2 separate regions of the Homo sapiens genome follow, and region 2 is linked to region 1. The links are chromatin contacts, found by Hi-C or POLR2A ChIA-PET in ENCODE. All regions are on one chromosome and are shown on one strand. Each heading gives the region's core, a stretch centred on a gene start or an enhancer-like site at or near the end of the contact. The rest is flanking DNA. Distances are from core to core; before and after follow the strand shown.

Evidence for each region. A loop is a pair of places that touch in the nucleus more often than their neighbours do. ChIA-PET counts read pairs that join two places held with the same protein, here RNA polymerase II (POLR2A). Pooled maps may share reads with other maps.
Region 2: a loop to region 1 is called in a pooled map, with 2.4 times the contacts of the local background. The contact joins two enhancer-like sites. A Hi-C loop is called at or near these places in 7 of 168 maps with a recorded cell type or tissue (Calu3, PC-3, cardiac septum and 3 more) and 7 of 50 pooled maps. POLR2A ChIA-PET finds 5 or more read pairs at or near these places in 5 of 52 experiments (Caco-2, HCT116, MCF 10A and 2 more).

What each region holds. Positions count from the first base shown.
Region 1 is chr1:94,283,503-94,286,980 of GRCh38, forward strand. The region is part of intron 2 of ARHGAP29-AS1 (ARHGAP29 antisense RNA 1); the gene reads left to right. It also overlaps a transcript of ARHGAP29 not described here. Among named protein-coding and RNA genes, the nearest start is that of ARHGAP29-AS1, 37 kb to the left of the region's middle. RefSeq lists an enhancer at 1,083-1,142. Within about 2 kb of position 1,994, at least 4 of the 41 ENCODE cell types and tissues checked have a DNase peak (open chromatin) inside an H3K27ac peak, as active enhancers do; they include PC-3, where a contact is called at or near this core.
Region 2 is chr1:94,333,294-94,336,862 of GRCh38, forward strand. ARHGAP29-AS1 (ARHGAP29 antisense RNA 1) reads left to right here. Exons shown (of 4, transcript XR_002958338.2): 3 at 16-116; 4 at 1,219-1,513. Among named protein-coding and RNA genes, the nearest start is that of ABCD3, 83 kb to the right of the region's middle. Within about 2 kb of position 1,296, at least 5 of the 41 ENCODE cell types and tissues checked have a DNase peak (open chromatin) inside an H3K27ac peak, as active enhancers do; they include PC-3, where a contact is called at or near this core.

The DNA.
Region 1 (3,478 bases), core at 744-3,243:
CTCAAATGGTTACCAAATATTTAAAAGAACTAGAATCGATTACCTCATGGAAAGAATGTTCAACTCTGCATATAGAATTTCTTTTAGTCATTCTAGGGAGAGTGATGAAAAAGCAGTAAATTATTATTGCACTCAGTTTTTAGTGGATGAATCTGGAAGCAATATTACCAGGATCAGTGTAACTCTGTATGTTAAGTCATACCATCATGCTCTTTGCTGTTGCATAATTTAGCAGAAAATGGTATGAAGTTTAACAAACAAACAAGGTGCATTTAAAAATAAATATTGCTAAAATGTAGCTATAAACTTAGAAAATCAGTGGATACTATCAAATGATAGCATAAAGTCCCAATCCCATTTCCAAACATCTTTATCGGTACCCAGAGATTTTCTGGATGGGGAATAGAGCTAGTTTCTAGTGATGCAATTAAGTGTGAAAAATGGTCTTGTACTCAGTTGCTTACTTGTTTGAAAAACAGATCTTGAACATGAAAAAAATGAACAATAAATCACAGAATTTTCACCCAATCTATTTCTTCTTAGGTTATGTTGATTCTGGCAAAAAGTTGAAAGGCAGAAATGGGAAAAAAAAAAAAAAACCATCAAGCCAGGGCTGGAAACACAATTCAGACAGTTTAAGTGGGTTTTCAGAGAAAAAATTCAAAGGAAGGGAGAACTAATTTACTTTACTGTTAAGTGTTTAGAGAGCTTTACTTATAGTAATTTCTTATGCTGAGTATCAGAGTTTTTAAACTTTTAAATAGAATTTAAATTGAAATAGCTACAATTTCCTGACAGATTACAATGTGCCAAACACTTTACATACCTTATTTTGCATCCTTACCTCAGTCTTCATTGCAGAGATTATTGTTATAATTTTACAAATGATAAAATGGGGACTTGAACAGGTTAGATCACATAGTGTAGTAGATTATATTACTGTTCACCCTATTTGCCCCTCTTTGTGTGAATCCAGGCATGGTCATAGCACTGACTTTGGCCAATGAAATGTGAGCAGAAATGATGTGTGTTACTTCTGGACAGAAGTTTTAAGAGCCAATGCATGGTTGGCTATGCCTTCTGTCTGCTGTGAAATCAGCAATGTTCCAGATGGAGGCAACTTGGGTCCTGGAGTGAATACTGTGTGGAGTAAAGCCGCATTCAGCCCATGACAGACATAAAGCATGAAAGAGAAACAAAACTAGGATGTGGTAAGCCACTGATACTCCGAGATTGTTTGTTTCTATAACAAAATCTAGCCAATCCTGTCTAGTACACACAGTTTAAGTGACAAAACCTAAGTTTCTTTGATTTCTAAGCCTTGGGCACAGAAGAAAGATAGTGGCATAGAGTAGGCACTCCATAAACATATGTTGAAGGAAGGAATGTATGGTGGTTGCCCAGCATTGAACACAATACTTCAGATGTGATCCGATCCACATAAGAGTTATTAGGAGTACAAACACTCTTTTTACACTGAACATCTGTTAATGAAGGCTTAGAGTGCATTAGCTTTTTTGTCAACTGTACTTATTTCTTTAACAAAAAAATTATTGTCTACCTAACATGTACAAGGCACAGAGTGAGGTGTCATGGCTGATACAAAAACAAAACATAAAAATGATTGTCTTCCAGCTGTTCATAATTTCATGAGTGAGAGTCGCACATTCACAACCAGCTGTGTCACAAGGCAATGAATAGAGTTGGACAGTGTGTTTTGTTGACTGTAGATTGAGTATGGAACGAGGCAGTCATGAGTTTCAGTCATTCATTCCACAAAAACACATTGAGCATCAACAATGAGTTGAGTGCTATGTTCACTCCTGCAGATACAGGTTAAAAAAAAAAAATACAGTCCCGGTCTCAAAGGTCTCACAAGCTAGTGTGAGAGACAGATTAGTTAATAGGGAATTATAATAGAGCATGATAAGAGCTGTAATAAAGTTAAGCTCAGGAAGCTATGGATATAAGGAGGAAGAATATCAGCCTGGAAGGGTCAATGAAGGCATTCTGGAGGAAGTGAGTCATAAATTGATTCCTAAAAGATGAATGAGTGTTTGCACATGAAGAAGGAGAGGGAATGTACTGGTGTAGAGAAAAAGAAGTACATTCGCCTGTAATCCCAGCATTTTGGGAGGCCAAAGTGGGTGGATCATGAGGTCAGGAGATGGAGACCATCCTGGCCAACATGGTGAAACCCAGTCTCTACTAAAAATACAAAAATTAGCTAGGCATGGTGGCATGTGCCTGTAATCCCAGCTACTTGGGAGGCTAAGGCAGGAGAATCACTTGAACCCGGGAGGCGGAGGTTGCAGTGAGCCAAGATTGCGCCACTATACTCCAGCCTGATGACAGAGCAAGACTCTGTCTCAAAAAAAAAAAAAAAAAGAAAAAAAAAAAGAACTACATTCAAGCCCCAGTGAGCAGTTGGTGGAAAGGCAAGCACACAGAGACAAAATATTTTGAAAGAACATGACTTGTTCTAGGAGACAGCAAGTAATACACTGTCTTAGTCAGCGTGGGCTTCCCTAATAAAATATTATGTACTGAGTAGCTTAGAACAGAAATTTACTTCTTCACAGTTATGAGGGCTGGAAGTCTTACATTAGAGTGCCAGCATGGTCAGGGTCTGTTGAGGGTTCTCTTCCTGGCTTGCAGATGGCTGCCTTCTTGCTGTGTCCTCACATGGCAGAGAAAGATTTCTTCCTCTTTTTATAAGGCCACCAACACTATCAGCCCCACTCTTATTACCTCATTTAACTATAATTATGGCCTAAAAATACAGTCACATTAGGGGTTTAGGGCTTCAACATATGAATTTGGGAAAGGCAAAAATATTCAACCCATAACATATACTATGGATTGAAAATAAGAAAAAATTTAGTCTGAGCATGGTGGCTCATGCCTATAATCCCAGCATTTTGGGAGGCCAAGGCAGGAGGATCACTTGAGACCAGGAGTTCAAGACCAGCCTGGGCAACATGGTAAAACCCTATCTCTACAAAAAATACAAAAATTAGCCAGGCGTGGTGATGCACAACTGTAGTCCCAGCTACTCGAGAGGCTGAAGTGGGAGGATCACCTGAGACTGGAAGGTTGAAGCTGCAGTGAGTTGAGATTATGGCACTGCACTCCAGCCTGGGTGACAGAGTGAGACCCTGTCTCAAAAATAAATAAATTTTAAAAGTGAGGTCAGAAGAAACAGAGAGGATGAATAGATTTCAGAAAAATTAAGAAGGAAATAGAATAAACAAGGTCTTTGGTGATCAAATGACTTGGTATGTTAGAAGTCAAAGATGATCTCAGAAAGTTGGGTACCAGTGACTGGGAAAGTGGAATATGGTATGGTAAATGTGGAAAAACTCAAACTGCATTTTCCTCTGCTCTCACACAACAATCACAATCACTGGGTGTCCTCCAATTCAATTCCAACACTATCAACCTGGAGATAGCATTACGACACTATCAACCTGGAGGT
Region 2 (3,569 bases), core at 46-2,545, 49 kb after region 1:
TGTTCCCTATTCTAGGTCTGGGCTTGATGTTCACCGATTTTCCCTCAGCTCCGACTGTGGCTCCTCTCAGCTGACTCTGACCCTGCTCTCAGCCGGGCTGCATCTGCCCATCTCAGGTAAACATGGCTGAGCCTAGGTAAACTGTGGGACCTCTCAGCTGGAGCTCCACTCCTGTGCGTGGAACACCTGGCTGGTTTGGCAATTGAATTAGACACTGGGAAGGCATGAGCTGACATCGCTCTTCCTTCAAATATTTGGAAGGGGCAGTTTCCTTATTCACTACGGCCTCGAAGCAGAGAATGAGGAATACTGGGGCACTAAAAGGACTGAGTGTAACTTAAAACAAAAAGGCGCTCGACAGCAGCCAGAGCTACCACAGCTGTCATTTTGTCCTCACTGAAAGGGCTCCAGCAAAGGCTGGATAACCATCAAGTGGCAACACTCTGGGAACGTTTGCAAAGGGAGCCACGCATCCTACAGATAATTTTACCAGCAGGTTTGCAGGTTCCTTCAGCACTGAGCTTCTCAGATTCTAAACTTTTATACTTCTTTGAGTTAAAAAAAAAAAAAAAGTCAGATGCAGCTGGGCGCGGTGCCTCACGCCTGTAATTCCAGGACTTTGGGAGGCCAAGGCAGGCGGATCACCTGAGGTCAGGAGTTCGAGACCAGCCTGACCAATATGGTGAAACCTCGTCTCTACTAAAAATACAAAAATTAGCTGGGCATGGTGGGGTGCACCTTTAATCCCAGCTACTTGGGAGGCTGAGACAGGAGAATTGCTTGAACCCGGGAGGCGGAGGTTGCAGTGATGAGATCATCCCACTGCACTCCAGCCTGGGCGACAGAGCAAGACTCCCTCTAAAAAAAAAAAAAAAGTCAGATGCTTGACTAGAAGGGACAACTCGGAGTGAGAACTGGAGGGTCATTCGTGTGTGGTTGTTGCCAAGGAGGAAATTAAAAACTGAGAAACAGGAGAGTTAAAATCTAAGTTGGGAGAGGGGAACCTCAGATCCCTTCTGAGGATATAGTTAAACTGTCTGTGTTTTCTGTGCCAAACAGAGCAGCTTAGACCTAAAGAATGTCAGCAATTTTCATCCTCCCACACAGCTACTTTATAATAATTAGTTTTACTACTTTTTTTCACAAGCTATTACTTTAATTATTTTAATTAAGTTGTTCATGCACTTGCGTTGCTTACAAGCACTTTTCTTTTTATAGCACATCAATAAACAGCAGAGGGAAACTACCACCTTGGAAGGAGCCAGGCAGTTTCTGCTGGGTAGGCCGCAGCCTGGAACATGGAAGTAGCTTCTTCCATCCTACACTGGAAACCACCCAGCATCCCGGGCCCTCCAGAGAAGAGCCAGACTCCCTTCCCTGGGAAGAGACTATAGTCCTATCTGTATCCTCCGTGGTCATTGCCCCTCAGTCACAGCAATGAAGAGCAAATTACCTGTTTTCTGTATGTTCCTCTGACAACAACTGCCACAGAGTAAATATGAAAGGTTCTGGATGATTCCTTGTCAGCTTTTATTAAAATTCCACATACTTGGCATTTCTTAGCTATCTGGGTTGACTCCTGGTTCCACCCCTTACTAGTTGCGTGACCTTGAAAAAGTGACTTACCTTCTCACATTCTCAGTTTCCATATCTGTCAAGTGTAGGTAAAAGCACCAAACTGGTAGAGTTATTTTGAGAATTATATGAGTTCTGAGTGAGAGGGTGCTAAGACCTTGCTGGTTAGAGTGGTTTTTCAATCCTGATCACCTCCTTCTCCCTCTTAGCTTCTTTTCTCCTCCCCCTCCTGCTTCTAGTCTAGGCTTCTGGCAATTTTGACGTAACAAAAGTGGGATTCCTTCATTCCTGACTTCAGAGCTTTTCCTTACTTCAGTATTGCATGATAATTCTCAAGCCTGTTCTTTACATAAATACAAAAAGGAGAAAGTGAAATAGTAGAGGAACCGACCGATTTGAAGGAGCTGCCACTATTTGATTCCTCCTGTTAGGACATCTGAATGACCCCAAGTTCCTGTTCTTGAGGCTGTTGTATCATATTCTTAAAAGCTATGCATGCATTCTGCTTTGAATGTGTCCCTCAGCCTCATTCTTCTCCACTTGCTGGGGGCCATCCCGCCCCACGGGAAGGTAAGTTCAGGCTCAGAAGGAAAGACACGACAAAAAAATCTTGCTTTTATTTTTGTTGTCTAAAATCATGTTTCATGCTCTTCTTTGAATAAAATCCAGGACTCCAGAGATGACCTGTTACTTTTCTTTCAGCAAGTCTCTAATTTGCCGAGGAGTAAACTTGTAATGAAAAGAAACCAGAACTCCCCAAGGTAGCTCCCCCTCACAGTCATTCCTCAAGGCAGGGGATCTTTAGAGCAGACCTCAAGAACTCCATCCTTTCTGTGAAATAGGGCTGCTAACTCAACACCTGTTAAGTATGATTTTTTAAAATATATTTTTTGTTAAAACTTTGATTAATAGAGACAGAAACTTTCACTCCAAAACCTTTGCTATGATTAGATCTAGAACAGAGACTATTTGGTCTACGTTTGAACTGAAAAGTTTGCCCTTGACCTCGTGAATTGTATTGTTCTAATTAAAGTGATAACTGCAGTATTAGCTTTTATATAATTCCAATAACCAAATCGAGACTGCCCATTTAGGTTTTCAAAAGGAATCTGTTAGCACCATCTTGTGACTATTTTGGTACCGCTTAAAGAACAAAATTTTCAGCCTGAGGCTTGCTTGTGTTCAAAAAGGCGTCTTCTCGCGCCCTCTTGTGATGTGTTACAAAACTGGGAGAAACAACAGATACAGGATAACGCCTGTGGTTCCAGGAATTGCTCTTCCTGCTATCATAGCTATTAGTGATTCTTTGAAAAATCACGGCTATTAATAAAAATCACTTCTATTAATTTTGCTTGTAAGTTAATAAAGCAAATTACAAAGCAAATATATGTAATTTGCTTTATTAATTTACAAATATAAAGTAATATGAGAAATAACAATAAAGTCTCATTGTAACCTCAAAAATGGAAATCAAGGTAGGAGGCTGAGGAGGGTGGATCACGAGGTCAGGGGTTCGAGACCAGCCTGGCCAACACGGTGAAACCGTCTCTACTAAAGATACCAAAAATTAGCCGGGCGTGGTGGCACGCTCTTACTTAGGAGGCTGAGGCAGGAAAATCGCCTGAACCCGGGAGGTGGAGGTTGCTGTGAGCTGAGATTGTGGCGCCACTACACTCCAGCCTGGGCAACAGGGTGAGACTCTGTCTCAGAAAAAAAAAAAAAAAAAACCCACAAAAAGTTAAAGCTGGCCAGCCAAAGAAAACATAAACTATACTTATGCTATTTCCTCACAGCAGCAGCACTTTGGTTCGTAAATGGAAGTGCCCGCCATCTTGGTAACTAAGCTTTCTACACACTAGGTGCTGCTCTAATTTTGTCACATGTGCATTCGCACCACAAAGAGGTAAGCCCTTTACCATAATCCTCATTTCCCAAAGAGAAAACTGAAGCACAGAGAGGGAACTGCCAAGGGCCAGTGACTGGTCAGTGACAGA